Linked DNA regions of Homo sapiens: region 1 is linked to region 2. Evidence: chromatin loops called from intact Hi-C (ENCODE). Cell type or tissue: mammary epithelial cell. All regions are shown on one strand. Links, peaks and the distances in the headings refer to the core of each region. The heading gives the core; the rest is flanking DNA. Region 1 overlaps WDR37 (WD repeat domain 37). Region 2 overlaps DIP2C (disco interacting protein 2 homolog C).

Region 1 (15,316 bases), core at 6,567-14,566, 560 kb after region 2:
CACAAAATTTCAAAAGTGAAAAATAGAATATGTGAAATAAATTCAGTGGATGGCTTAGCAGCAGAAAGGAGAGGACAGACAAAAGAAGCTGTCAATTTGAAGATAGAACAATAGAAGTTACCCAATCTGAACAGCAGAGAGAAAATAGACTGGAAAAAAGTGAGCAGAGCCTCAGGGGCCCGTGGGACTTTAACAGAAGATGCAACATCTGTCATCAGAGGTCTAGAAAGAGAGAAGGACGGGGTGGGGGGAAAACGTGTCTGAAGAAATCACTGCTGTATGTTTCCTAAACTTGGCAAGCCATACACCTTCAGACGTAAGAAGCAGCATAAACCCAGAGAAGATAAACACAAAGATGCTAAGACACATCCAGGCCAACTTCTGAAAACTGAAGACAGAAGCATAGTAAGAGAGATACCACTTGACCTGTAGTGGGAAACAATTTGAGTGACAATGGATCTTTTTTTTTTTTTTTTTTTTTTTTTTTTTTGAGATGGAATCTTGCTCTGTCACCCAGGCTGGAGTGCAGTGGTGTGATCTCAGCTCACTACAACCTCTGCCTCCCAGGTTCAAGCAGTTCTGCCCTAGCCTCCCAAGTAGCTGGGATTACAGGCATGCCACATCACGCCTGGCTAGTTTTGTATTTTTAGTAGAGACGGGGTTTCACCATGTTAGCCAGGCTGGTCTTGAACTCCTGACCTCAGGTGATCTGCCCGCCTCGGCCTCCCTCACGCTTGCTGGAATTACAGTCATGAGCCACTGTGCCTGGCCTGACAGTGGATCTTATCAGAAATTGTGGAGGGCATAAGGAAGTGGCAGGACATTTTTTTCAGGTGCTGAAGGAAAAGGACTATCAACTCAGAATTTTATATCAAGTGAAAACTTCCTTCACATGATTTATCTCCAGCTGACCTACTCTATGAAAATAACAAATAAAGGAAATTCTCCAAACAGAAAGGAAATGACAAAAGAAATGTGGGAACATCAGGAGGGAAGAACAAAGAATGGACAGCAAAAATATCGGTCAATTTAGTATTCGTTTATTTTCTAAATTGTGTTTGGAATTTGAAGCATAACCGTGGTGTGGTTCTCAGTGTATGTGTAGGAAATATTTGTGATTACGTTATAAATGGGGAAAGGTAAAGAAGCATAGAGGAAAGTAAGATTTGTATACTTTATGTGAACTGGTAAAATGTTGATAATCAGTAGACTACAATAAGCTGTAAATGTATAATGTAAAACCTAGAGCTACCACTAAAAAGTTATACAAAACAGGCAAACTCAGAAATACTGTAGGTAAATAAATATGAAATTATAAAAAATGTTTACCCCACGAGAAGGCAAAAAAGAGAATAGAGGGAGAGAGAATGAATGATACACCATGAACAAGTGCAGTTTATTTTGTGGCTACAAGGTTGGATCAATGTTTGAAAGTCATGAGTGTAATTGGTCCTGTCAGTAGGTAAAAAAAAAAAGCTACTAGGAAAAAAACATGATAGAATTCAGCACTCATTCGTGAAAGAAACTCAGAAAATGAATGATAGAGGGAAACGTTTTCAACTTGATAAACAGCACCTACAAAAAAATCTATAGCTGGCATCAAAGTTAATGGTGAAACACAATATTTTCACCCGAATATTCAGGGCAAAGCAAGGGTGTTTGCTGTCACTATAGTAATTTAAGATAGTACTGGAATTTCTAGCCAAATCAATAAGGTAGTAAAAGGAAATAGAAGGCTTACAAACCACAAAGGAAGAAATAAAACTGTCCTTTTTTTTTTTAGATGACTTAATAGTTGACATAGAAAATCCCAAGGAATCCACAAAAAATCTTGAACTTTAGGTTCAGCAAGAATGTACACGTTTAATACATAAAATCCAGTTGTATTTATACTAGCAATTAACGTGGAAACCAAAATAAAAGTACAGTATCATTTAAACTTACACAAAAAATAAAAAGAGAGATGTTAGTCTAAAATGGAGAAAAGATATGTAGGACTTTTTTTTTTTAGAAACGGAGTCTTGCTCTGTCACCCAGGTTGGAGTGCAGTGGCGCGATCTTGGCTCACTGCAACCTCCGCCTCCCGGGTTGATGCCATTCTCCTGCCTCAGCCTCCTGAGTATCTGGGACTACAGGTGCCTGCCACCACGCCCTGCTAATTTTTTGTATTTTTTAGTAGAGACGGGGTTTCACCGTGTTAGCTAGGATGGTCTCGAAGTCCTGACCTTGTGATCCGTCCACCTTGACCTCCCAAAGTGCTGGGATTATAGGCGTGAGCCACCTCGCCCAGCCCGATACTAGGACTAATGCAGAAAAAACCTTGACATGGAGGAAAGTAAGATCTAAATAAATACTGTATTCATAGATTAAAAGACTCAGCATAATAAATATACCATTTCTCCCCAGATTGATGTACAGATTTAACACAATTCCTATCAAGATCCCAGCAAGATTTTTGTAGATATGTAAAAGATTATTCAAAAATGTAAAAGGAAGGACAAAGGACTAGAATAGATAAAACAAAATGGAGAAAGATTTAATAGGAATCACTGTAACTGATTTTAAGACATACAGAACAATAATAGAAACTGCTTGTATTAGTCCATTTTCACGCTGCTGATAAAGACATACCTGAGATTGGGCAATTTACAAAGGAAAGAGGTTTATTGGACTTACAGTTCCACATGGCTGGGGAGGCCTCACAATCATGGCAGAAGGCAAAGAGGAGCGAGTCACATTCTGCGTGGATGGCGGCAGGCAGAGAGGGAGAGCTTGTGCAGGAAAACTCCCCCTTATAGAACCATCAGATCTTGTGAGACTTACTATCACGAGAACAGCACGGGAAAGACCTGCCCCTCCATGATTCAGTTACCTCCCACTGGGTCCCTCCCACAACACATTGGAATTCAAGATGAGATTTAGCTGGGGACATAGCCAAACCATATCACTGCCGTTGGTGGAAGGATAAATATGTAGATCGGTGGAACAGAATAGAGAACCAAGAAATAACCCCACACAAGTACAGTGAGTTGATTTTTTGACAAAAGTCCAAAGCAGTTCAATCTAGGATGGATCATCTTCAACAAATGAGGCTGGGATAATTGGATACACAGGTGAAAACAAACAACAAAAAAACCTTGACTTAAATTTTACACCTTATAAAAAGGTCAGTACCATATAGGTAATAAATTTAGATGTGAAACAGAAAACTATAAAAAATTCAGGAGAAACAGGAGAAAATGTTTGGCCCCTAGGGATTCATGAAAAGTTCTTGTCATGACTTTAAAAGTGTGATGCATAGAAAAAATTATCAACATTAAAGAAGTGTTGCTTCATGAAAAACTCTTAGAATGAAGAGCAACAGATTGGGAGAAATGATTTGCAGCTTAACCTATGTGACATATAATTCATACTATAGAGTATGTAAAGAACTCTTAAATCTCAACAGTAAAAAACCCGAATAATACTGTTAGAAAATGGGTGTGAAGAGACACCTCACTGAAGAGGATATGTGGATGACAAGCACATGAAAAGATAGTGTCACTAGCCATCAGGGAAATGCAAATTAAGATCACAGTGAGATATTACACACCTAACGGAACAGCTAAATAAAAAAGTAGTGACAAAGGGATGCCTGCACTTGCAGGTATACACAGCACTGTTCACAATAGCAAAGGTATGGAATCAACCTAAGTGCCTGTTGACGGATGACTAGATAAATAAAATGTGGTGCGCACACACACACACACTCTGCAATACCATTCAGCCATAAGAAGAATGAAATTATGCCATTCGCAGCAACATGGATGGAACCAGAGGCCATTATTTTAAGTGAAATAAGCCAGGCACAAAAAGTCATGTCTCATGTTCTCACATGTGGGAGCTAAAAAATGTGAACACATGGAGGTAAACAGTGGAAAAATAGATAGATAATAGAGACCGGGAAGGGTGTGAGTCGGGGGCGGAGGGAGGATGAGAAGAGAGTTAAAAGGTACAAACATGCAGTATGATAGAAGGAATACATTCAGTGTTTGACAGCAGAGTAGGGTGACTATCCTTAAGAAAGCAGTATCTTAGGCCGGGCGCGGTGGCTGACGCCTGTAATCCCAGCACTTTGGGAGGCTGAGGCGGGTGGATCATGAGGTCAGGAGATGGAGACCATCCTGGTTAACACTGTGAAACCCCGTCTCTACTAAAAATACAAAAAATTAGCCGGGCGTGGTGGCGGGCGCCTGAGGCAGGAGAATGGCGTGAACCCGGGAGGCGGAGGTTGCAGTGAGCCGAGATTGAGCCACTGCACTCCAGCCTGGGCGACAGCGAGACTCTGTCTCAAAAAAACAAAAAAACAAACAGTGTTTTACTGGGGTGGTGGACACCCTAAATAGCCTGTCTTGATGACTGTGTTGTATACCTGGCACAAAATTTCTCATGTATGACAAATTTTCATAAAAGAGTAATGACAATACCAAATGCTGGTGAGGATGTGGATAACTGAATCTCTCATGTGTTCCTGATGATAATGTAGAATGAAACAGCCACCCTGGAAAATACTGATAGTTTGACACTCTTAGAAAAAAACCACAAAAACTAAACATGATTAAACATAAGCAATTCTGTTTCCAGGTATACCCAAGAGAAATAAAAGTATACACATACAAGAAATTTGCACTTTAACCTTCATAATAACCTAAAATATGGAAACAACCAAATGTCTGTCAGTTGTATTTGGCAATAAAAGGGAATACATTACCACTATGCTACAACATAGATGGACTTTGAAATCGTTGTGCTAAGTGAAAGAAGCTGGTTGTCACAGACCAGAGCGTATGTTGTATGATTCCATTTTTATGAAATGGCCAGAACAGGCAGATTCATATGGAGAGAAAGTAAATTAGTGGTTGCCTAGGGCTAGCTGGGAAGTGGGTGGGAGAAATGAGGAGTGAGGGCAAATAGGTGTGGGGCTTCGTTTTGGGGTGATAAAAATGTACAGTTGATTGTGGTAATGATCGCACAACTTCCTGAGTATACTGAGAGCCATTGAATTGTGCACTTTAAATAGGTGTCTTACATGGTGTGTGAATCGTATATCAAGATTTTTTTTAAAGCTAAATATACATTTACCCTGTGACTGAGCAGCCTTATTCTTGGGCTGTTTATCCAAAAGAAATGAGAACTTAGGTTCACATAAAACCCTGTATATTATTGTTCATGGCAACTTTATTAGTAATAGTAAAAAAATTGGAAAGAATATATATATATATATATATTTTTTTTTTTTTTTTTTGCAGCAGGTGAATGGTTAAACAAATGGTTAAATGTCCATACTGTGGACACTAGCTAGTAATAAAAAGGAAAAAACTGTTGATACATGCAGAAAATTGGTTGGATCGTAACCATTAAATTGAGTGGAAAAAAGAATCTCAAAAAGGGTAACTGCTCTTTGATCATATTTACATAACAGTCTCAAAATGACAAAATTGTAGAGATGGTTACAGATTAATGGTTATCAGGAGTTGAGGGATGGTGCCAGGGAGTTGGGGTAACTAATGGGTAGTGTGGGTGATCTGTATGGTGAGTGGAGTGTTTTGTATCTTGAACATGTGGCACCTAAAGGAATTTATATATGTAACAGAATGACAACTATACACACATTATACTAATGTCAGTTTGTTGGTTTAGTGAAATTAACTAACAAATTAACAGATTGTACTGTAATGATGTAAGATGTAACCACTGGGGAAATATGGACCATCTTTGCAACTTCCTGTGAATCTGCAGTTATTTCAAAATACAAAGTTGAGGCCAGGCACAATAGCTCACATCTGTAATCCTAGCACTTTGGGAGGCTGAGGTGGGTGGATCACCTGAGGTCAGGAGTTCGAGACCAACCTGGTCAACGTGGCGAAACCCTGTCTCTAATAAAAATACAAAAATTAGCTGGGCATGGTGGTGCATGCCTATAGTCCCAGTTACTCTGGAGGCTGAGGCACGAGATTCTTGCTTGAACCTGGGGGATGGAGGTTGCAGTGAGCTGAGATCGTGCAACTCCACTCCAGCCTAGGAGACAGAGCAAGACTCTGTCTCAAAAAAAAAAAAAAAAAAATTGGGAACTTCATAACTCACATGACTGTTTTGGTTGAGAGTTACTAGAAGCTTGTGATTAAGTTAAAGCTTTTAAAAACTGTCCTAAATAATAGGCAAACTGTCTTCCAGTTTTCTAACATTTTTGGGTTATGCTTGGCTTTTAAAAAAGTTTTAATAACAAAATTTATATATGAGAGTTCTGCATAGTATGTAAGAAACAGGAAACAAAGCTAAACTGTATATACTCACATTCATATTTAGAAAGACATTTAGAAGAGATATTTAGAAAAATGCTACGACTTCCTTGAATTCTAAGGTTAAATATGTTGATTTCTACTGTTTTATTTATAATATTAAAAATAAATGAAGTGAATTTTTATAAGTGACAATATTTTCTCTTAGAAAAATATTTTCATCCTTGGTATTTAGGATTATAATTAGAATGCTTAATAAACTGAATAGGAAAGATCTTGTTTATGTTATTAATAACCTTTATGGAAGACACTCTAAATTTTTTGTGAATACATTTCATCTCTGTTAAGAATACTCTCTTCTATGTGTAGATAAACTTATTTTTCAAAACAGGCTGACTTGTTTAAAAAGAAGGGAACGCTAGTGATTTTAAAATATTGTAGAAAAGGAATCATTCTATAACAAAGTAAGGAGGTGTTAGGGCTATTGAGTAAGTGAGAGCCATTTGGAAGGAAAGGAGTAGCATTTCAGGGATGTGTGTCTGCACCTGGTAATGTCTAAGGAGTTGATAATGAAGAGGGCTGGGCACACCAGAAATAAGGTCTTGCCTTGAGGCTCAGGCTATTGCTGTTGCGTAAGTCACCATTGTAACTGTCTACTTGGAATTTAGATGTTTACGTAGTCCTTATGTGTATTTTAAAGGTTAGCGTATTTTTCCTTTACGCTGATATATTCACAGAACCATCCCCTGCTCTTGGGACTTGGGCCAGTCTTTTCTCTAAAAGAAGATGATGGAGGCATGTTGGCGTCTGGGAGGTCGTGGGCGTGTCCTGCTTTGCCTTTGACTGCATATGGGTCAGGCATTCTTTGACAGTGAGGTGCTGAGCTGGCCTGATGATAGGATTGTGTTCATGGGAGGAGGGATCAGTAATAGCAAAAAATCAGCAGGTAATGTTCAAAATAGCAAAATCTGTAGTTGAAGAAAGAAGATATGTGTGTAAATATATTACCTAAGATTGTAGTAAGTAACGTAGTGATATAATTGGGAGGAAGGATGGATAATAACAGGGAATGAGTAGAAAATGCCCAAAGTGGGTAAATCATAATATTTAAATTAGAGATTTGAATAACTTAATCACATGTGGTTAGTTTGAATTGAGATATGCTGTAAATATACACGCTGAATTTCAAAGAGGTAATCATAAAATATCCCATTGTTTTTTATGTTGACTATAAAATATTTTAAACGTATTGGGTTAAGTAAATCATTAAAAGTAATTTCATATGCTTTTATTTTTAAAAATGTGGACACTGGAAAATTTACATCCATGACTTGCATTATATTCCTATTGGACAGCATGAGTCTAGAATGTGTAGTCTAGAATATGCAATTAACATTGGTTCCCTCGGGGGAGTAGACTGTGCCTGGGGAATTCCGTTGGGTTAAGGGAGAGCAATTTTTTTTTTAAATTTTAAACCTCTTTTTTGCCATTTGATACTTAAGATGTTAATGAAATTTGATAAAGAAATTACTTCTTTAATAAAGGCTGTGGTCCCTACCTTAAAACATCTTAATTTGTCATATTCCAAATTATATAGTTAATGTTAACTATAGTAAGGAAGCTTGTAATTAGAAGTCATCATTATCTTCTTCACTGTTTTTCTTTTGTTTCAACTCGCTGTATCAGAAACACTGTTTTTTCTTGCTGTTTTTAGCTTATTGCAGGAGTGACCAGGACACTACCTCCTAGAAGTAATGCCCACAGAAAGCGCAAGTTGTTCGACTGCTCGCCAAACAAAACAGAAGCGCAAATCCCATAGCCTTTCTATACGAAGAACTAACAGCTCGGAGCAGGAGAGGACGGGACTGCCAAGAGACATGTTAGAAGGACAAGTAAGCTACGATTGATTAGGGCCTTATTGATTGATTGATTTTTGAGACAGAGTTTCGCTCGTTTCCCCGGCTGGAGTGCGATGGTGCGATCTCCGCTCACAACCTCCACCTCCTGGGTGGAAGTGATTCTCCTGCCTCAGCCTACTGAGTAGCTGGGATTAGAGGCATGTGCCACCATGCCCGGCTGATTTTGTATTTTTAGTAGAGACAGGGTTTCACCATGTTGGTCAGGCTCATCTCGAACTCCTAACCTCAGGTGATCCACCTGTCTCGCCCTCCCAAAGTGTTAGGATTACAGGCGTGAGCCACCGGCCCCGGGATCAAGGCCTTATTTTAAAGATGGTGATTGTGTCTGTGACGTTATAAAAGTAGCCAAATATATAAAGGTCTCCAAAGTAAAAAAAAAAGGGTTGGGTTACTAAGAAGAAAGATCACCCCTCCCAAATTCCCCCAAAATAAACTCATTAAAACTTCTATCAAATACAACAGCATACACAGATGGGTTAGCATATGTATACTAAGTAATAACAAATCAAAGTGGGTATGAGAGTTGGGATTAGTTTTATTCTTTGTACAGGCTTGCGGACAGTACAATTCTGGGTTTTCTGTCTCTAACAGTCTCAAGAAAAGAAGAGTATCATATCCTTTTAATGATCTCTTTCTGTTCTCTGAAGAGTTTTTGGAATCAGATCTTTTAGTGACTTTGCTTAGGTTTATCCTTGTCTCTGCCGCCATGAGTATGTCATTCTTGGATTAAAATGAACTAATTATTTTTGATAAAGATAAGTTTTGCTTATACTTTTTCTAGTTCATTTATAGCTGATGAAATTCTGTCAGAATTTTTAAAGAGTGTTGTGAAGTCTAGACGCAGTATATTTATATTAAAATAAGCTCTAGATATATCTAATATATGGTTATATATGTATATAACTATATGTAAACTTACAACCATTCCTTCACAATTAGAACAAATTCATCAGCCATAATGCTGTAGGAAGATAAAGCTTAAACCTGAGAAATTGGCTTCTGTGAATATTGGATTTTGTTAGGACCATGTGGGTAACTTTATGCCAGGACTTCGAGGCCGGGACCTCTACACTGAATACAGCAGTGTGAACCCAGAATCCGACATGACTGTTGCCACGAAGAGGATCTTTACCTCAAATTAGATGATTATGCATTGAATAAATAAACCAGTACCTGGTTCTAATTTCTATAAAAAGTGATTACATTTTAACTTAGTGTTCAAAAAAATTACAAAAATAGCTTTGGTATTCTTAGTGTATTACTTTGCTAGGACTCCCATAACATAATGCCACAGACTGGGTAGCTTAACAGACTGGGCAGCTTAAACAACAGACATTTATTTTCTCATGGTCCTTCCAGGCAGCTGGAAGTCCTAGATCAAGGTGTGAGCAGGGCTAGTTCCTCCTGAGGCCTCTGTCTGTGGCTCGCCGACACCATCTTCTCCCTGTGTCCTCACAGAGTTGTCCCTCTCTGCGTGTCTTGTCCTAGTCTCTTCTTACAAGGACCCCTGTCATACTGGAGGGCCTTCCTTTATGACCTCATTTTACTCTCACCACCTCTTTCAGGGCCCTGCTTCCAAACACAGTCGCATGCTGAGGTCCTGGGCCTGTGGACCCCGTTCAACACAGCACTTAGGAGACAGCAGAGCTATGCGGCAGGACTCCTGTGGTGGGGGCAGTGTCTGTATCTGTATCTGCTGTCTGATGTGGGAACCACCAGTCACGTGGCTGCTGAGCACTTGAAATGTAGCCAGTGTCCCGGGACATGAGATTTTAATTTTTAAAACTTTTAATTACATTGAAATTTACATAGTCAGATGTGGCAAGTGGCTACCCTATTGGACAGTGTGAGTAAGCAGTCCAAGATAGGTTTTCCTAATTTGTAGGTTCACGTACATTTCTAGCAGTGGAAACCCTGCAGCCTCCCCTGCTGGCATGTTCTAGAGTTGTCTCCTGCCTGGGGTGAAAGTGTTCTTTTCTGGGCCCTGAATGCCCATTCTCCTTTGTGACACAGCAGAGGCGGTGACTGCATCTCATGGTAACCCTCACGAAGGTAGCTCAGAGGTCTCCAAGCCGCACGGCCTCGTCCTCTGCTCCACCTTTGGCCTGTGTCTCCCACGCTCGCTCCCTAGACGGAGCTCATTTGTTCAATGAGCAGTGATTCGGAGTGGGACCGGTCAGCATGTTCTGTAAGTGGCCCCCGTGAGGTGCTCTGCCTTCCCCCTGCCCTGGGCGGGAGAGGTGAGTGGCCCCCGTGAGGTGCTCTGCCTTCCCCCTGCCGTGGGCGGGAGAGAGCTGTGGTGTCTGCCGCACGCGTTTGGCATGGTAGGTGTGAGGGGGGCGATCTCAGAACAGGGAGGTGTTGATTAACGTAGGAGTGGGCTCGTTCTAGACAGTGTAGAGTGACGCCCTTTCAGTTGTTGAGGAGCAGCAATATAGAAGAGAGGGCAGATGAGTCTGAGGGAGACATCGTGTTAGGTTTAACTTTATACATCTCAGATTTGCCAGTCTGAAGTAGTTTAGAAAGCCAGGTTCGCGCAGGCGCAGGAGGTCTGTCGTTGCCGAGAACTGCGACGTCCACGTGCACACAGTGCTGGCTGCGGCCTGAAGAGCTGGCTGCTTCCCGCACGTGCGTGCAGGTGCTTTCAGGTGTGTGTTGGTGTCGATGTGATGGAAGAAATTCATTTAAAAGCTTTGCTGAGTCACGGCAGTAGTGTCTTGAGTTTTCTCAAGTGGTACCAAAAGTTCAACAACTCGTTTGAGAGTCTGTGAAATTGAATGGCACAGAAAGGGAGAACTGATGGAAAAGGTTGAAAGTCATTTTGTAAGCGCGCTCTTCCTGGGCTCAAGTTGCCCTCTAGTGGGACAAGTCCTCATTTCTCTGTGCATTTAGTTTCTTGATTATAAAGTGAGGTTAATGCTGACTTCTCAGCTTTCTTTTCCATAGCAATTCCTTTTTTTTTTTTTTTTTTAAATTTATACTTTAAGTTCTGGGGTACATGTGCACAACGAGCAGGTTTGTTACGTAGGTATACATGTGCCAAGGTGGTTTGCTGCACCCATCAACCTGTCACCTACATAAGGCATTTCTCCTAATGCTATCCTTCCCCCAGCCCCCCAACGCCCCGACAGGCCCCGGTGTGTGATATTCCCCTCCCTGTGTCCATGTGTTAGCAACTACTTTTATATTAATATGCACTTAATATTCAAGTATATATGACATGATGTAATTAGTTGCTGAACAATAAGAGCCTTAAAACATGATGGGTATAGATGAGTAGGAACTGATTCTGTAGGAGGAGATTGGCCTTGTGTAGGAGTCAGAAGGGCTTTTGGGGAGGGATGCTTGTGGGGAGGGATGTTCACAGAGTGGGAATGGGGCGTGCAGAGGCCACAGGGCAGGGAAAATACTAATAGTGATTCTCAGTTCAGCACAAGCTTATGTTTCATAGTTATTGGAACTTCTTTTTTTTTTTTTTTGAGACGGAGTCTCGCTCCGTTGTCCAGGCTAGAGTGCGGTACTGATCTTGGCTCACTGCAACCTCTACCTCCTGGGTTCTAGCGATTCTCATGCCTCAGCCTCCCAAATAGCTGGGATTACAGGTGCCTGCCACCACTCCTGGTTAATTTTTGTATTTTTAGTAGAGACGAAGTTTAACCATGTTGGCCAGGCTGGTCTCGAACTCCTGACTTCAGGTGATCTGCCCACCTTGGCCTCCCAAAGTGCTGGGATTACAGGCGTGAGCCACTGTGCCTGGCTGGGATGTCCTTTTTGATGGCCTAGTTTTAATTTTTATAGTTACATTTTCCTTTCTTTTTTTTTCCGTGTTCTTCATTGGTTTTAGAAGGATGTTTAGAGGCTATAGTACCAATTCAGTAGATTCAGTATTTAAAGTAGTATATATATGTGGGTGTGCGTGTGTGTGTGTGGTTTGTAAAATTTTTGTGAGAAATCTGTGATAACTGTAAAACTCACATTGCTAAAATGCTGTCATTTTTCCCTAAAATTTCTGTCTTTTAAGTTGATCTCAGAAGGATTTAATAAATATAGTGCATCTTTTTAAAAAGTTTACAACTCGGCCACGCGCGGTGGCTCATGCCTGTAATCCTAGAGCTTTGGGAGACCGAGGTGGGCAGATCATGAGGTCAGGAGATTGAGATCATCCTGGCTAACACTGTGAAACCATGTCTTAACTGAAAATACAAAAAATTAGCTGAGTGTGGTGGTGGGCACCTGTAGTCCCAGCTACTCAGGAGGCTGAGGCAGGAGAATGGCACGAACCTGGGAGGCGGAGCTTGCAGTGAGCCAAGATCGCGCCACTGCACTCCAGCCTGGGTGACAGAGCGAGACTCCATCTCAAAAAAAAAAAAAAAAGTTTACGACTCATCAGAATAAAAAAGTTTATGCTATATGTAAATTTGAAAAGTCCCATTAAGTATCAGCCAGGCACAGTGGCTCACGCCTGTAATTCCAGCACTTTGGGAGGCTGAGGCGGGCGGATCATGAGGTCAGGAGATTGACACCATCCTGGCCAGCATGTGTGGTGGCGCACGCCTATAGTCCCAGCTACTGGGGAGGCTGTGGCAGGAGAATTGCTTGAACCTGGGAGGCGGAGCTTGCAGTGAGCCGAGACCACACCATTGCACTCCAGCCTGGGTGACAGAGCGAGACTCTGTCTCGAAAAAAAAAAAAAAAAGGTAAGTATTGAAACACTATTTTAGAAATATTTGATGGGGATTTTTTTGAAAATTACTCTGGGTGTTGGGAGTAGGGGACACATACCAAATAGTGCATAGGCCATGCCCTCAGGGAGGTTGGAGTGGCACATGGCTGTATCTAGCAGGCTCCTGTTGACTGGTGGGTCCAAGCAGTGAGTGCCTGTGATATGTTTGGTGCTCAGGACCTGCTTACTTGCTGGACCACACTTGACAATGTAGCTCCTTCCCTTCGCCTTCCCAGGGGTGCGGGAAACACACAGGCATGAAGAGCGTGGCCTGGGCAGGAAATAAAAAGTTAATGTTTTCACTCAATTAATAGACATTTGGCTCTTTTTTGTGAAATTTTTCTTTTTTTCCTCTTCACAACACTCTTTTAGGTGTTATGTCGAGTGATGGGAGAGTGACTGTGCTTTTGCTTAAAGTGCAGTGGGTGTGGCGGGAACTCTGCAAAGGTGCCTCTTCCATGAGGGTCTAGCAGATTAAAATACTTGTAGGATAGCGTATGATGGCACTCAGAGGCTGTTTATAATAGTTCATTTATGGGAGCTGCCGCCTTTCTCTCCAAATTTGGAAGTTTTAAAATAAGGTAGGCTTATGTCCTCTCTTGTAAAGGGAAAAATTGTGTTATTTTGAAGGAGTGTTTATTTTCAAATCCCATATCATACTAGGTAGCCATTTATACAATTTGATTTATAGTCTCCTTGGCAGAAATTTGGAACTTTAAACTCTTTAAGCATTTTATATATAAAAATATGTAATAATACAAAATAAGAGTTTACAATAAAAGATAATTCACTTTGGAAAAAGCATATTTGTACTTAGAGTTTTTCATTCATTCATTCATTTTAAACAAAGTCTTCTTCTGCAGGATTCTAAACTGCCTTCCTCGGTTCGCAGTACACTTCTGGAACTGTTTGGTCAAATAGAAAGAGAATTTGAAAACCTTTATATCGAAAACTTAGAATGTGAGTATCTCCTATTTTAATATACTTTTATAGCTTTACCTATCCATAGTCAAATTTATGAATAGACATTCATCACTATATTAGTTTTCTGTTCTGCTGTAGCAAACTTAAACTTATTTTAGTGGCTTAAACTAACACAGATTTGTCATCTTGCAGTTCTGTGGGTCTGGTATAATTCCCACGAGGACTCCGTCTCAAAAGTAAATAAATAAAAATAAAAAATAAAAAATACATGGATCTTATCATTTTCCCTACACCAAGTACACCATAAATTGAGAAAACATTGATTTACTTTTTTATTAATATACCATCATTTGAAAATTGATGCATATACTATATCTGACTTATTAAAGACAAATCAAAACAATTTTGAATTAGCTTGGCTTTAATTTATCTTTTTTTTATTTTGGAAGTAATGGCCATATGTGCTTAAAAATTTATCAGACAGTATAAAAAGAAATCTACCATTACCCCTCAAGCCCATCGCACTCTTCAAAGGAAGACATTTTCTGCATGTTTTTGCTTTTGGTTCTTTTGGTGGTTAGTCCTGTGAATGTAAGTAATCATCTTCTGGTTTTAGATCTATCCGCTTTAGTGTTAATGCTTCACAGTGAAATAAACAGGTCCTTTGCGCTGCTCTATTACTTTCCAGTTTTTCTCCTTCAGGGTTTGTGTTTGTAAAATTTATATATATAAAGACAGGGTCTCACTGTGTTGCCCAGGCTGGTCTCAAACCCCTGGGCTTAAGTGGTCTTCCCACCTTGGCCTCCCAAAGTGCTGGGATTATAGGTGTGAGCCACCACACCCAAACTATAAAATTTGTACTAGACAAATGTAACTACAATCAAGTCTTTCATGCTTTATCTACAGGTTGATTCCAAAGGTTGAATACTAACAAAGAGCATTTCCATTGTTAAGCTGTTTTTCACTCTGTAACTAAGTGGTGTGGTTGGATGAATAATGAAGAGAATATAATCCTCTGTCATTTAAACTTTGCTTTTGGAAATTTTAATGTTAATACTGGATTCTCCTTTTTAAAGAGTCCACCTTTACAATTCATAGAGGGAAAAATCATTTCAACTTTTTTGTTTTTTTTTTTGAGACAAAATCTTGCTCTGTCACCTAGGCTGGAGTGCAGTGGCGTGATCTGGGCTCACTGCAACCTCCGCCTCCCAAGTTCAAGCGATTCTCATGCCTCAGCCTCCCAAGTAGCTGGGATCACAGGCACCCACCACCATGCCTGGCTAATTTTTGTATTTTTAGTAGAGAAGGGGTTTTGCCATGTTGGCCAGGCTGGTCTTGAACCCCTGGCCTCAAGTGATCTGCCTGCCTCGGCCTCCAAAATTGTTGGGATTACAGGCATGAGATACTGTGCCCAGCCCAGAATAATGTTTTTAATCGTGCAGAATCAATCACTATGGAAACTATGTTGAAAT
Region 2 (16,468 bases), core at 3,291-11,290:
ACAACCATTGATTTCAATTCCAAGTCCAAAGACTCATTTCCACAGTAATTATTTTACTCAGAAATTAAATTCCAGATTCCTGATCACACTTAAAGTCAACTGCTTTCAACTTCTGGGTTATAGATACAACTGGTCTAATTCTGTAACCTGAGAGGATTTCATGGAAATACTCTCTCTTCATCTCACGACACACACAGGTGGTAACTGCAGCCTTCAACCTAACTGCCTTCCTAACCAGAGCATGAAAGAGCAATAAAGAGTATTTATCCCCATCTCCTTGGGCTGGAGACCCACAGCGTATCAATCACTGTCAAATCACTGTTGTGCAAAAATCAGTTCCAACGCCCTGTGGAGAATAAAGGCCACGCTGGAAGAGGCACGCAAGGGAAACAGCCGTCTGCCATGGGGCTCCCACCCCCGAGACGGCAAATCCATGCAGGCGTGCCGAGGCTGGCCACCCGCTGATACCCTGCTACCATGGAACTATTCCAGGCACGAACTACCTGGAAGTCCTGGGAGAGAAACCCAGCACACAATGTTGCCGTCAGACCTGCAGGTGTGATCCCTAGCACAGCCACCTTAGGCCGGGAGAGCGAGGATGGGACTCAGAAGCTGCAAGATGACCATGCAGAGAAGCACCCACGGCTCCGTGACCAAGTCTGACCATGCAGAGAAGCACCCACGGCTCCATGACCAAGTCTGACCATGGAGAGAAGCACCCACGGGCTCCGTGTCCAAGTCACAAGTGACAAGATGAGACGCTTCCCGTGTTCCCATGTTCTGTCACTTTAACACTAAAAATTTAGTACATCTTACTGTTTCCTAAGAAAGCATAAGGCCTGAGTAGCAGGTGGCCGCTAACCTGGTTCTTTTCAGCTTCATAACAGAAGGCAATAGCTATATAAACCAAATCGCACTATGGCTGCATCACGGCTTTCATTGCATGTCAAACCCTCAGCTCCAGCGGTGCTGACCCCGTCATACTCAGAGAAGAGGTGAGCTCTTCAATCTCCATTTCTCAACACTCCAAGCTGTTTCCATATGAGCTCATGTGACTCTCAGTGCTAGGTTCGTTCATTCATTCATTCATTCATTCAGCAAAACCGCCGTGAACCCGCGGGATCCCCACCCTGCCCTCCAAGGGATACTATTCTGATGGGACCTGTGTCCACACCCATATTACTGCAGCCCAGCACCCTTCCCGGAACCGTGTGCATCTCCCCAAAAGAAAACTGTACAGAAAACGGCAACGGGTCCAGTCATGTTCCGAGGAGCAATTCCAATTGCTGATGTTTTAAGGCAACAGACTAATAACCGGCACCTCATCAACACAGAGTCACTAACTTCCCAGCAGTGTCTCTAGTCCCTCTACAAGGATATACAGATATACACGCAGGAGCTATCTTAGGAGGCAACAAGACGCTCTTCAGGAAACAGGAGAAAGCAAAACATTTGAGGAACGGACAGGGGCATCTCCACCTTCTACTGCCACAATTTGTGTGTTAGTGATCAAGCCAAGGTTCTCAACCTTTCCAATCTATTAACCCCCTGCCTGAGGCTCTCGACTGATCCCCAGCTGTACTTCCTGGCAATAAACAACCTGCCCAGCTGTGATTCCTGTGTGCACCTGACACCAGGGAGATGGAGCTGCCTGCCCAGCGGTGCTTCCTGTGGGTGCCCCTGACCCCACAGGAGATGGGGACCACCTGCCCAGCTATATTCCCTCTGTGGGCACCTGACACCAGGGAGATGGAGCCACCTGCCCAGCTGTGCTTCCTGTGGGTGCCCCTGACGCCACAGGAGATGGGGACCACCTGCCCAGCTATATTTCCTCTGGGTGCACCTGACACCAGGGAGACAGAGCTGCCTGCCCAGCTGTGCTTCCTGTGGGTGCCCCTGACACCACAGGAGATGGGGACCACCTGCCCAGCCATATTTCCTCTGGGCGCACCTGACAACAGTAGGATGCTGCATGTGCCTACACTGACAGCTACAGCATCATCTCCTGCTGTAAAAACTCCCTTTCAGAGGTAACAGGACAATGGGGCAGGTTTTCTCCTGGAGAAGTAAAGAAGCTGAGAAATCCAGGGGATTAGGAACGCAGGTGACAAAAGGAGGTTGTGACATCTACACGATGTCACATTTGGCAGCACAAGGGAGTGCTGGTATGTGCTGCTAGGTACTGTTATTCCCAGAACCACCTCACACTGCATGGCATTGACATGCTTCCCATGCTCGTTACCCTTCGGAAGACACATTTAAATAACCTTGACTTGCTGGGATGCAGCTGGAGAGAGATGCCTGGAGACCACCAGCCCAGAGTCAAGGCTCCATTTTCTCCTGCTTGCAGGACTTCTGCATGAAGCTAAGGCATCCAAATGTGCATAAGATTTATGAAGAGCAGACAAGCTGCATGACATCTTCTGAGAGGGAAGCTGTGCCATGTCAGGGGTTGGGACAGCAGCAGCAAGGGGGATCAGCCCAAGGCCTGGGGAGAGGCAGTTGGGAAATCTCAGTGTGTGTAGCCCTGGGGTCTGAGGCTTTCAACTGTCCATGTGGCTCCCACAGCTCAAGTCCAGCGTGTGGTCATGACCCAGGGCAGGGCCACTCACAGAGCACAGTTCATCTCAAATGTGATGGGGACGCTGAATGATACGCCAACGTACCAGAATAGAATCCCCAGTACTCACATGCAGAAGGCACTCCCAGCAACACGCATGCCTACACCACCCTGCACCAAGGGGCTGGGCACTCCTGCAGTCTGCAGCTGCCTCCTATCCCCCAACACACAGTGGCCTCCCGGGACAACATTCTATTTGCCGGCCACAGCCTGGAGCCCCCAAAGCACGGAGGAGGGGCTTAGCGAGCCACGCAACGTTCCCACCTCACACCCAGGAAACGAGCCCCTCACTGAAGTGGGTCCTGCACCCGCCAGCTGTGCATGATCAGAGGTGTGAGGTTATGGACATGGTCACACACTGTGCACAGAGGTGTGAGGTCACAGACCTGGTCACCCACTGTGCATGATCAGAGGTGTGAGGGCATGGACCCGGTCAACCACTGTGCAAGACGAGAGGCGTGTGGTCAAGGACCTGGTCACCCACTGTGCACGATAAGAGGTGTGAGGTCACGGACCCGGTCACCCATTGTGCACGATAAGAGGTGTGAGGTCACAGACCCGGTCACCCGCTGTGCACGATGAGAGGTATGCGAGGTTAGGGACCTGGTCACCCACTGTGCAGTCAGAGCCATGCGACGTTACAGACCTGGTCACCAGCTGTGCCCAATCAGAAGCTTTTGAGGTTAGGGACCTGGTCACCCGCTGTGCACAGAGGCGTGAGGTTACGGACCTGGTCACCCGCTGTGTCCAATCAGAGACGTATGAGGTTACAGACCTAGTCACCAGCTGCACACAATCAGAAGCTTTCAAGGTTAGGGACCTGGTCACCCGCTGTGTCCAACCAGAGCTGTGCGAGGTTACAGACCTAGTCACCAGCTGTGCCCAATCAGAAGCTTTTGAGGTTAGGGACCTGGTCACCCGCTATGCACAGAGGCGTGAGGTTACGGACTTGGTCACTCGCTGTGCACTATCAGAGGTGTGTGAGGTTAGGGACCCGGTCACCCGCTGTGTCCAATCAGAGGCGTGCGAGGTTAGGGACTGTGTGCGCGGTGACGGACCTGGTCATCAGCCAAGATTCCTGATGTTTCCAGTGTCATCTCAGCTTCCTTCAAAACTTGAAATCTTTAGATATTTCCCAAAAGCTCGTCCGTCTTTGAAAACGATACATATGCGCACAGGTGAGTTTGTTCCCGCACATTCCTTTCAGTACTGACGATTGAAGATCGAAGGTTAGAGCATTCCAGCCCAGTGCCCATGTCCCACCCCATCTGTGAAAACCTGAGCACAATCAGAGGCTGCAGACAATCTCTGCATCATCCTCAGAAACTGTTCCTGACCATTCACCTGAGGCCACCAAGTTTAAATGAGGGGCCCAAGTTTTAAAAGACAGGAGAAGACTTTTCCACAATCTTTTTCTGAAGACAGAGTCCATGCGTTGTATCATCAGCACCATTTGTGCCTGTCCTGGTCAGGAAGAGCTGCAACCACGTCTCTGTGCTCTTCCAGTGCAGGGTGCTGCCCTTCCCTCCCTTTCCAAGCACAGAGCAGCTCCTGATGACCCAGCACCTCTGCTCAGCCACCTTCCCCCAACGCCTTCCTCCCTCACGCCACAGAGGAGCTCGTGCAGCCAGGCTTTCTGGCTCACCACCGCGATTCAGTCACTTACACCCTCATTCCAGGCTGAAAATCTCTTCTGAAAATATCCAAATCTTACCCATGTCAGGCTCCATCTTTTCCCCAGAGCCCCTCACCCACTCCAGAGCAGCATCTCCGGTGCCCGTGCAGCCTGGGCGCAGATCCACAGGCTCAGAGTGCCCAGGCCCTCAGCCCCTCCATGTGTGCCCTTACTCCCTTGCTCCCCAGCGTTAATGCCCCCATCCTCGATTTCCTGGTAGGCAAAAGGGGGTTAATTCTAACAGTGCTTACCTAACTGGATAATTTCATACCGCATCCGGCCCAGCATACTGCCTTGATAAATGACAGGTCCTGCTGCACTGTTACCATTGTGCTGGTTCCGGATTTCCTGTGAGCCGCTAAGCTCTTCGCAGCAAAGACCACTCAATGGTCTGGTCCAGGACTCTCTGGGATGGATGGATGGGTGAGTGGCTGATGGACAAGTGTGATGCTGAATGGGATCATGCAAAGCTGGCCCCACGTATTTTGGTCAACGTAAGAAAAAAGCCTCCCATGTTTGCTTGCTGCCACCCTAACCGCAGCGTCCAGAAGAAGCCACTTAAAGGCAACTGTACCGCACATACAGGAGATGGCGAGACGAGACTGGCTGGAGATGGGAAGTTGTGTACTACTGATCAGGGCTGCATGACCCAAAAAAGGCATCACTCGAAAACACGGCTGTTCCAACAGCAGTGCTGGAAGGCGGCCACTCTGACCCGACCGTCCACCTCCAGGGTCAGCCACCTGGCACCTCTTGGATGTCTCATCCTGGGCACCCCTTCACAGAGTAAATGAGCCTTTTAACTTCAGCCTGTCCTCGCTAGAACACTGACTCCCACCTCCCATGTCCTGAACCGGCCTGTTCCAGGGACTGCTGTGGACAGACGAGCAGGCCCAAGATATCTAGTGGCATTTCCTGGCAAGGACACTCACGATGCTTGACCATACAACTAGGGGTCGATTGGTTTTTTAGACTGACTGTAATTCCCTGGTGGCACGCGTGGATACTGATTCACCCGGGGAGGGGCATAGAGGAGACTGAAGGAAAACCCGTCCTAACCGCGCCAGGTATTCCCGCACGCACCGATATCTTCAGACTTCTGCAGCATCCTCCTCCTACAGACAAACTGAAGCTCAGAGACACTAAGGAGCTTGTCCAAGACCAGCAACAAGTATGTGAGCAGCTGGGATTCAACCAGGTCCTTCCCTGGATCCATCCGCGCTGCTCCCCCTCCCACCCCGAGGCAGCTCCAGATGGACACAGCAGGTCGGAACATCCCACACCCCAAAGACAGACTACGGAGCAGAGCCGGCTTCCGCAGCGGAAACTCACACACAGCCCATTCCCATTCTTGCCGAATATCTCAGGGACTCTGTGCGGTAAGGGCTGCAGGTGTGACCTCACTCTGCGCCAGGAGATCCGGGTGGTAGGCAGTGTTTTGGAGGGTGCTCGTCCAGACGAGAGAGAGGCATCTAAGGGGGCTCATAAGCAGATCCATGAGACACAGGACACCTCAGAGAAGGGCCGACAAACCCCACAAAGTCGCTCCCATCCTGGAGAGCAGCTTGGAGAGGACGGGGCGCCGCAGTCTCCTCCCAGCCCACGCTTCGGCATGGAGAGCAGCTTGGAGAGGACAGGGCCGCCGCAGTCTCCTCCCAACCCACGCTTCAGATGGGTCTCGCTGCAGCCTGTGGTGCTCATCAGGCTAAGCAGCAAGAGGAAGCTTCCCAGGGCAGGAGTTCTCCTTTCACAGCAAAAGTGGCACAGGCAATGCAGCAGGGCTACTTCAGCCCAGGGCTCAGGAACCACGGGGTGCAGCGCGGCCTGCAGCAAACCAGACACATCAGAAGCCAAGGTCCCACTTTAACATTCAGTGACATCGAACGGAGGGAGTTATCTGTAGCAATCGCCTTCCTGGGGGACCCGTACAACACGCATGACCACTGAAACTGACTGAGTCCCTTCTAGGTCCTGGGGGCTACCCCACTTTACACTCATTGGTTCCATTCACAAATCTATGTGGGGCAGTTGTTAGCCCCAGTTTAGAGATGAGGAAAATGCTGCTTGGAGAAACTAAATGATAAAACCAGACTTCAACACACCTTGCCGTCTCCAAGACCCCTGCTCTGTGTCCTAGGGTCTCAGGGGCTGGGTATTCGGCATTTTAAGTGACTAATCATAGGCAGTTTTCTTCTCTCCTGCACCTATATTTAGCCTGAACGTGCACGTACATGCTCAGCTGCAGGTGCACTGCCGTATGTGGACCAGCAACGCTCTTTCCCGCCTGGGGTTCTCGTGACCACCTTCCGGAAAGCTCTCGCCTGCTTTACAGCCGTGCCAGGCAGGCCTGGGCAGCCGCACAGTGAAATTACTGCAGGGTCAGAGCCAAGTGCTGGCTGAGATTTTAACAGCGAAGACAGCAGAGCAATGGGGATAAGCTGAACAAAACTCTATTGCAGCACAGACGGAAATCTAGAAGCAAAAGAAGCTGACACCCCTGAGAGAGCAGCTGACTGCATCTCACTGTGACGTTAACAGCAGCCTGCTGTTTCCAGCGCCTCCGTGTGCCGGGGTTTCCAGTCAGCATTTGTGTTTATCTGCTCTTGAGCTGCCTGATCAAACCTCCGTAAAGATCAGGGATATCTAAATTGACCCAATATCTGCATGCTGGCTGCTCAGAGCTGGTGGTGTGGGACAGCCAGGACATCACTTAGTCATACGGGGGCACAAACATGTCACTTGCCACTCATGTCTTTATCTCATTAAAACCTATTTTCTCCTGAATATTGACCACAGCAAAGTCTATTAGCCTTCGAGATGCAGTTGAAACATCGACGTGCTTTGTTCAAGAGGTTTAAGACACACGTAAGTCTTTCTTGCCATGCTCAATACACACAGCCGTTTCTGAAGTCGGTGTTTCTGGAACAAAAGCCTTGGCCTGCCCCAGTGAACATTCACGCTGAACACACTGTCGCGATGCTGCTTGGCCAGCCAGCAGGGGGCAGGAGAGAGCAGCAGGTGCCAGCGTGGAGTTCCTGCAAACTCGCCTCAATCAAGGGCGGTGTGTCCTGCCAATCCAGCGGCTTCCTCCAAGGGGAAGCGGCCTCTTCAGCTGCCACAGCACTGATTTCAGGCGGCTCAGCCAATGGGGCAACAGATTCAACAGAGTTCCATGTCGTTAAAGGAAAACTTCTGTTACCAGGCAACCTTAATATCAGATTCAACGTAAAATAACCAACAAGATTGTTTCCAAACCAAGGTGCTACTAGTGCCTTATCCTTCAATGCTGCTTAAACACGGAGAAGTATGAGGAAAAAAGAACATAGCATTTACTTCTTAAAAAATAACACGTCTTCCAGGTTCATTTTACCCATAAAGACTTAGAACTGTGGCTTCCCTAGAGGAACGTGGTGGGAGGTGGATCCCGACACTGACCCAGCCTCCCCCCACAAGTCAGTCACCCCTCCACGGGGTTCACACCTCTCCAGGCCCTGTCACCTCAACAATGAAGGGTGGCGGCTCCGAGCTCTCTTCACAGGGAGCACCGAACAGGAGCTAGAGAGAGACACAGACACACCCACAACCGCTTAAAAATCCTGAAATGCAATACATATTTAAGGACTTCATTATTAGTTTTTCAAAACTGTAAGAACAAAGTGAGCCTGGCTTTAACCTGTGTGACACGATAACACCGTGTATATCTGTCCTTTACTGTCTGTTCCTTCTCCAGCTGCTGCTGCCTGGCTGGCCGACTGCGGGAGAAGAGCCTCTGGTACTCCCGGGAGGCCCTCGGTAAAAGCGTGAGCACCACAATCACCTCTCAGGACACCGCACACGTTAGGGTCGCCCACAGACGGCCGTTCCCAGTGCCTTCTTACAAAGGCATGAACGGGCCTCCTGCTCTTTGTAAATGTCAACCTTCCTAAGCAATGTCGTGTTGACAATTTTTAACTGCAGTCCACCTATACTTCTTTGTTTCTGTCTTGTTTTTATCCTAGAGGCATATTATTATGGAAAATTAAATTTGCAAGGTTGAAGCGTTTTTTAAAGTTGACTTCTAATCCTGGAAGGGAAAAAAATGGGCCAGATGTGGTGCTCACACCTGTAATCCCAGCAGTTTGGGAGGCTGAGGCAGGCAGATTGCTTGAGCCCAGGAGCTCAAGACCAGCCTGGGAAACATGGCAAAACCCTGTCTCTACTAAAAATAAAAAATAAAAATAAAAATAAAAAATTAGCTGGGCGTGGTGATATGTATCTAGTCCCAGCTACTCAGGGTGCTGAGGTGGGAGGATCACCTGAGAGGTGATCACCCAGGAGGTGAAGGCTGCAGTCAGCCAAGATTTGCGTTGCTGCACTCCAGCCTGGGCGACAGAGTGAGACCCCATCTCAAAAAACAAAAAGCAAAAACAACTGTATACATCATTATAGAAAGGAGCTGGCCGGGCAGTGGCTCACGCCTGGAATCCCAGCACTTTGGAAGGTCGGGGTGGGCAGATCACCTGAGGTCAGGAGTTTGAGACCAGCCTGGCCAATATGGCAAAACCCCATCTCTAATAAAAACACAAAAATTAGCCAGGCATGATGGTGGGTGCCTGTAATCCCAGCTACTAGGGAGGCTGAGGGAGGAGAATCACTTCAGCCTGGGAGGTGGAAGTTGCAGTGAGCCGAGATTGCGCCACTGTACTCCACTCCAGCCTGGGTGACAACAGCGAGACCCCACTTCAGGAAAAAAAAAAAAAAAAAAAAAAGGGAGCTAATGTTTTTCATTTAAGGGAAGGGAGAAGAACATTCAGTATTTATACATCTCACGCACACATCTGCAGTGGGGCCCTAAAGTATTCAAGATACACATTCCTACAAATATAGCTCAAAACTACTCACCAAGTTTCATGCTAAAAGCACATGCATTTTAAGAGTGCTACATTATATTTTTTAAGCATCTGTATCCAATATTTTAGCATACTGGCAGTTTTCCCTTCAGGTGCTGTATGCCTAAATTATTACATGTTTAGTCGTTCATGTTAGAATTTATGACTCGCTTTAGACAAAAGAAATAAACATAAGCTACTAAATTAATGACTTAGGGGAAAAGTTACTACAATAACTTAGAAGTCAAACTTTGCAAACTGAATTTGTTGGACCATGTAAGCCAGATGATCAGTTTTTAAAATTGTTTGTCGCGTGTTTCCCTCAAGGACGGAAGTCTCCCCTTTACTCTCATCCACTGCATGCTGCAGCCCGCACCTCTCATCCACCACAGCACACTGCGGCCCGCGCCTCTCCTCCACCGCGCCACACCACGGCCCGTGGCTCTCGTCCACCACAGCACACCGCAGCCCATGCTTCTTGTCCACCGTGCCACACCGCGGTCCACTGCGCCACACTGCAGCCTGCAATTCACCCTGTACCACGCCTTCCACACCTTACCTGAAAGTCACTAAGTATAACCAAGAAGGAAATGAAAAGTAGATAAATGACCTCCACCCCCACCCCATGTCCAGCCTGCACATGTTTAAACATTCATCAAAGTAAAACCAAAAACTCACGTTAGCTCACGATTGTAACTGGTAGAATCATGTGCATGGCAATTTTAAAAGTCTCATTAAGTAAAAACCTAATCGAACCTCTCAAGAAATACAAAGTTTATACAAAAAGACATCTGCAAACATCGACAGTGAGGAAAGGACTTCACTCACCATCCAGCCTGTCCTGGAAGCCACGGCCAAATGCCAGGTTGTATAGATCCAAAAAGCAGAAAAAACAGTGCTGAAATGTGTACAGTCTTGGCAATGTACAAATTCAGATGTAGGATGCTCAGAAACCTTGAATTTCCAATCAGAGAACAGGAACATGAGCAAGTTCCCCAGCAGTGCCCACCTTCTGCCTATAGCATGTGTAACAGGAATGCTGGCCACCTCGGGGGGACAGAGGCTTCCTGGTGCATTCGCCCTGCCAGCCGCACAGCTGGCCCCACCACAAACACCTGCTAATACTGAAGAACCACCCCCCTTCCTTGGGCTTTGCTCACTCTAGCCAGGAGAGCGTATTTACACAGTGCATTATCGACTCAGTTCTCGTTCAATACGTCAAGCTTGTTGAAGGCATGGCAACCCCACTCCTGGCCCAATTAAGTGAACTGAGCAGAACAAATGCCCCCAGTTCGACGGCACTCAGTCACAACAGCAACGGCCACCATTCACAGGGTGCTGGCTTCGTGCCGGGAACAGTTCCAGGCGTCTTCTTTGTCCGAGGAATTTACACTGCAACCCTGCAGGGCCGTTCGCAATGTTCACCAGAGGGTTCTGAGGCAGCCAAGTCCAGGCTGTCTGTGGGCCTCACCGCATGGCCGTCCGTGTCCCCCTGCAGACCAGACCTCACTCCAAGGACCGCGGGTTCCAGGGCTGCCTTGAGGCACATGCTCCCTTCGCCACCTCCTCCTGGCCCCTGACACCGACCCTCACCACTGCTGCCAACACCGTATTTCCTCATGGCTCCTGAGGGACCTGGTCTTTCTGCACGTCCCTGCTCCCTGCGTCCGGCTTGGAGGATGCCCGTATCAACGCCAACATTCACGTAATCACCACCCCCCTTCCATGGGGGGCTTTATGCCTAGGAGTCTCAATATCAGAATGTCGGATTCCTGTGCTTGGAGGATTTATTCCCACTGTGGAAGTGAAGGGGGTAAAATTCTAGGTGCCTGCAATAACCTCATTTCTGTAGCTAAGCAACTTCAGTAGTAGCAAAAAACAAGCTTTTTTTAACTTCTTTTATACAAGCTAAAAACAATTTTTACGTCCACGTTCTCATCAGCTCCCACCTGGTGAGCAGGCAGATAGTAATTTTCAGAAAAACAAATTGTTCCATAATTTTAACACTTAGTGTTATCACTATTAAGAATTATAAACGTTAATTACATAACTATCCAAAATGCCTCAGGGAAAAAAATGTCATCCAATTGGTTCTTTAAAGTGTTACAAATGCAGCTGAGTTTTAATAGTAACTTGTCCATAATTGTCAAAAGAATCTTTAAAAATCTTAATACTGAAAGAATAACCATAAATGGATATAAAATACAAAGCAGAAGAGTTAACATTTGAGGTAGATTGTGGCCTATATTTTTAACATATGCATAGTTATTTACCTAGCTGAAGTACATCCCTCTCCTCCTAGGCTCTTCCAAGCTGATTTTCAAACATAGACTGGCTTTTGGTTCATGAAGGCAGATTTAAAAGATGTCAGGATCGGGCCGGGTGCAGTGGCTCACACCTTTAATCCCAGCACTTTGGGAGGCCAAAGTGGGCCAATCACTTGAGGTAAGGAGTTCAAGACCAGCCTGGCCAATATGGCAAAACCCTGTCTCTACTAAAAATTTTTGTAATTAGCCAAGCGTGGTGGCATACACTAATAATCCCGCTACTCAAGAGGCTGAGGCAGGAAGAACTGCCTGAACCCGGGAGGCAGAGGTTGCGGTGAGCCAAGATCGCATCACTGCACTCCAGCCTGGGCAACAGAGTGAGACTGTCTCTCAAAAAAATAAAAATAAAAATAAGAAAGCCTTCAGAAAAAGCTATGAGCACCGCCCCCACCCAACCCAAGCAATCACACGGCAATGGTTATCACCTGATTTTCACACAATAGATAAAATTCTATTCTCGTCTCTAAACACTATGGTAAACACCTGCCATCAACCCACAGAAACTCCTGGGACCCAATAACACTGAACTAGCAAGATTAACAGGCCACACACGGAGAGTTTAGCTGCAGAAAGTGATGGCACTAAGAATATGTCTGTGCTCAAACCAGATTCCTTGCTTTCGGGGTGAAGGGGCTTCCCCAGGAAGATCTAGTCCAGTGGGATGGTTTCCACTTCCACGACGAGAGGAAACGAGGGGGTTTCCTGAAGCCACTGGCATGACTTGGGTCTCTGTACCTTTGTCCTCCATCCTGTTATGGGATGAGGGTGGGCTGAAGGCAGGTTCTCCCTACATCTTCCGGGCAGGAAAGATGGAGCTGACAAGCAGATGACAGCTTTTCCAAAATGTTCCCACGTTTATAACCTGTTGTTGACCTGCTTTCCCTGGAGATCAGTGAAGTGGCATCATTGATTCTCTTCCATTAGGGACAACCGGGCAGTATGGGAGGCGGGGGAGAGGAGGGGGGGGATGGGGAGGGGAAGGAGGGGATGGGGGGGAAGGGAGGGGATGGGGGGGAAGGGAGGGGATGGGGGGGAAGGGAGGGGAAAGGGGGGGAAGGGAGGGGAAAGGGGGGGAAGGGAGGGGAAAGGGGGGGAAGGGAGGGGAAAGGGGGGAAGGGAGGGGAAAGGGGGGGAAGGGAGGGGAAAGGGGGGGAAGGGAGGGGAAAGGGGGGAAGGGAGGGGAAAGGGGGGGAAGGGAGGGGAAAGGGGGGGAAGGGAGGGGAAAGGGGGGGAAGGGAGGGGAAAGGGGGGGAAGGGAGGGGAAAGGGGGGAAGGGAGGGGAAAGGGGGGGAAGGGAGGGGAAAGGGGGGGAAGGGAGGGGAAAGGGGGGGAAGGGAGGGGAAAGGGGGAGGGGGTGGGGGGGGACAGGGGGTAGGGTGGGGGGGGACAGGGGGTTGGGGGGGACGGGGTAGGGTGGGGGGGGGACAGGGGGTAGGGTGGGAGGGGGGACAGGGGGATGGGGGAGGGGGATGCGCAGGTGCCTGCTGTGCATGGAACCCAAGCCCCTCGCAGAGCTCAGGATGAACCCAGTTTCCAGGCCCGGGGCCATCATCAGCCAGGAGAGGCATCCGCGGCACTTCCCAGCAATGGCCACAGGAAGTACCAACTCAGGCCCATCAGGGGCTTCCTCACTGTGGGGGTTTTTAAAAGTAGAGCACAGAGGTTCAGGTCTAGTGGCACAGTCAAACGTTGACAGACTCCATGGAAACACGGACTTGGCCCCTCCATCCCACCAGCCTGCATGGCCGCCCCTCTCCGCTCCCATCATACACATCCCCATCCAGCCAAGCCCCTTCTCCTTTTCCCTTCTCCATTTCTCCACTGGATTCATCAAATCAAACCTTGCTGTCCTTGGCAAATGTACCATGAATTTACTTACTGCCCAGAACAAAAGCACACTTCCAGTTAACATGACACCCCCACTATGGTAGAACACAGCCCTAATTCAGACATTAGGTGAAGGAACAAGGGAGGGGAGTCGAGGGCAGTCCTGAGTCAGCAGCTGTTTTCTGGGGAAAGCCTCTGGCCCACCCAAGCCCGACGCTCCGCCCCACACTGTCCTGGTGTCTGAAAGCTCCATGAAGACAGGGTCACTCTGACCCCTTCACACCCACAACGCCGAAGAGGAGCAGGTGTTTGGGAAAAGCCTCCTGCTGGCGGTGAAGGCAAGAATAATTCCTCATGATACCCAGAATGTCAGAAGAAAAGAAGGCACCATATGGACGCCTTCCAAGTGAATTTTGGAATGATTCTACCGAATGCCATTCATCCTTTTTCAGAACAAAATCAATACCAGAAACGTGTCACCAGCAGAAAGATGGTCCCTTTGATTGACGGCTTACAAACACAAGTATGTTACACTGAATTTATCTCAAGCCACCCTCTCTGTGATAATATAAAAGGTCTCTTTATTAACAACCAGTAGCCTTTCTCATCTGGTGCTTTTTAACAAGAGGGTCCTGTAACCCTCAGGCATTGTCTAAACGTCAAATGGAAGCCTAGGATCCTCTTCTGTGCAGTTTCACCACAAAGTATTTTGACTTGAGCCAAATCATGCTATTCCTACACCTCCACAGGAAACTCAACGTTTCATCAAGGAAAGGCAGCATGATTTCTGCTAGGCAGTTTGGTGGGGTGGGCGTGGGGTTGAGGGAACATCACATGGAAAGCACACCCCGATATCACCAGCCTGACAGCCACACTGGCCAGCAAGTCCTGGTCAGCTCGGTCTCTGCACAGTCACAGGCATGAGGCCTGGAGGGCGGACACCCAGTGCTGCTGACCACCCCAAGGTCATGGCCTCTGCCTCTTCTCTGCTGACCCGTCAGTTCCAAGCTTCTGGCAACACCACCTGCTGCCCCTGCTGCCTGACTGACTCCTTCGTGAAAAGCGGCGTTGCCAGGATAGCTTATGAGTACAACTGCCAGGAAAGCAGCTCCGATTGATGCTGAAACCCTGCTCTTGCACCGCTGGCAGCTCCCCTGGCCCTGATGTGTACGCACTTGCAGCTCTGACCTTGCTCAGTGTCCACACAGGCTTTCCCCCAGAAACGCACAGGTTGAAATCCTCACCCCCAACGTGACAGTGTCAGGAGGTCTTTGGGAGGTGATGAGTTCCCGAAGCTGGAGCCCCATGAATGGGGTTTGTGCCTCAGAAAGGGGCCCAGCAACTCTCTTGCCCTCCCACTGTGTCAGGGCCAGAGAGAAGGCGTGTGCCAACCAGGAAGGGGCCCACACCAGAACCCACCCATGCTGCACCCTCATGCCACCTTCCACCCTCCAGAACTGTGAGAAACAAATTCCTGTTGTTTAGAGGCCAGTCAATGGTGTTTTGTTACAGCAGCCTTAGCTGCCTGAGACGACAATGCTCACCGTCCTACAGAGATGGCTACTCCCCTCTTCCAGAAAGAGGTTTAATTAAAATCCCTGTCTCTCCTCACCGCCACCACAGATCCCACCTCCAGCAGTTACTAGGATTAAAGGAAAAGGAGGATCATTTTAGACCAGCCCCTCGACGTCAGTCTGAAGCCTGTAACTTTGCCCACTTCCATGGTGGCCGTGTCAAACTCCCCATGCCAGCTCTGCATCTGCACTGGGTCCCAGGCTCTGCACAGACTCCTCCAGCTGTCCATCCAGCACACCCATTTCCCCTTCTGCTTTGCAGATTGTCCTTCAACATCCAACCCCCACCTGCAGCCCAAGGGCTTCCGATCCAGCCATTAGGGGTGAGCCCAGCTGTGCACTGGAGTCCTTGGCTCAGGTAACCCAGGCCTAAGCCGCTGGCACCAACGATCTCCTGGCTGCAGGGTCTGCACAGCCACTAGCTGCCCCGGCCACACCAGGGCCCAGGAGGGAAGGCAGAGGAAGCTGTGAAGCTGCCAACAGCTGTAAGGGGACAGGGGAGCCCCTGGGATGAGGTGGATGCCATGGAAGGAAATTCAGAGAAAGACCCCCGGGGGCTGGATGGGTCATGCCCAAAGCCTGCACTGCTGAGTTTTCGAGGTTTCTGAACTCATTCAATCGCTGACCCACGCAGCACGTTTCCTGAGTGCTGACCCCGCGTGGTATTGGATATGGCAATAAGGCAGGACCCCCACCTCCCCTCCCCCACACATACATGGGACCTCCATCCTGGTGGGAAATCAGGACGTGCACAGGCCTGGGTCCCCCCAGCTGGCACCACGAGCCTGGGAAGAGGGCCGTTTCAGATGCACAGTGGGTGCAGCCTTGCCAAGGGGCCCAGCAGTCACCTACACTGCCACAGCCAGGCTGAGTCAGGATCAACCGCACAGAAACCTGACCCTCTCAAGGGCGCACCTGAGCTCATTAGGGACAGAAACCGTCTCCTGCTCATCGCTAACACTTTCTCTGCATGTCTAGTTACAAACGGACGACGCAGTCTTGAAGCACAGCTGTGACGTGGAGACAGATCCCAGGCCTCCCCCCTGCTCCTCTACTTGTTGCCATTGAGGGGGAGGGGCCAGTATGGCCACAAGGCTGCACACCCACAGCCACCCAGCCACTGAGACGTGGGCCTTTGATGGCTGCTTCTCCCAAAGAACCCTTCTCCGTCTTGGAGCACACCATGGCGGGCAGGAAGCTCCACTCGGAGTAACAGCGATGGTTCTCCCCAGAGCCAACGGAGGCCCCCACCCTGCATTCAGCAGTTTACTTACATTCTGGAAAACATCTGAATTAATGGGTAACACTAAAATGAACAGGTCATGCAAGGAAGTTTAGAAGGTCGTGTGAAGTCTCAGCAGGCCCAAAGGTTTCCGAGAACCAAGGCGGCTGGGGTCGACATGCTTACAGGCAAAGTTTCCACACGGGCCTTCAACAAGCAGCGCTCAGCAGGGAGGGCCGCGCTCTGGGCAGAACCTCAGAACCAGAACATCAGACGCCACAAAGTCACATCAGAGCCGACAGCAACTGAAATACAGCACTTTCCGAAGACGTGTGCGTTACCTGCAGAAAGTTAC

What was found. Peaks named below come from ENCODE experiments on the same cell type or tissue, not always from the same donor. Only the 100,000 strongest peaks of a DNase experiment are listed, where the experiment ranks them.
Region 1: it touches region 2 in a loop (7-fold over the local background); 5 of 110 quality-filtered maps call a loop at or near these places.

The regions. Positions count from the first base shown.
Region 1 is chr10:1,064,124-1,079,439 of GRCh38, forward strand. WDR37 (WD repeat domain 37) reads left to right here. Exons shown (of 14, transcript NM_014023.4): 2 at 7,993-8,170; 3 at 13,784-13,880. The coding sequence starts at 8,033. Among named protein-coding and RNA genes, the nearest start is that of WDR37, 15 kb to the left of the region's middle. In mammary epithelial cell, for the core only: CTCF peaks have their summits at 10,133 and 11,070 (motif pointing left); no DNase peak of the experiment used is centred there.
Region 2 is chr10:503,902-520,369 of GRCh38, forward strand. All of the region lies in intron 1 of DIP2C (disco interacting protein 2 homolog C), which reads right to left. Among named protein-coding and RNA genes, the nearest start is that of DIP2C-AS2, 120 kb to the right of the region's middle. RefSeq lists enhancers at 3,056-3,635, 10,614-11,114. In mammary epithelial cell, for the core only: a CTCF peak has its summit at 7,290 (motif pointing right); a DNase peak (open chromatin) is centred at 7,330.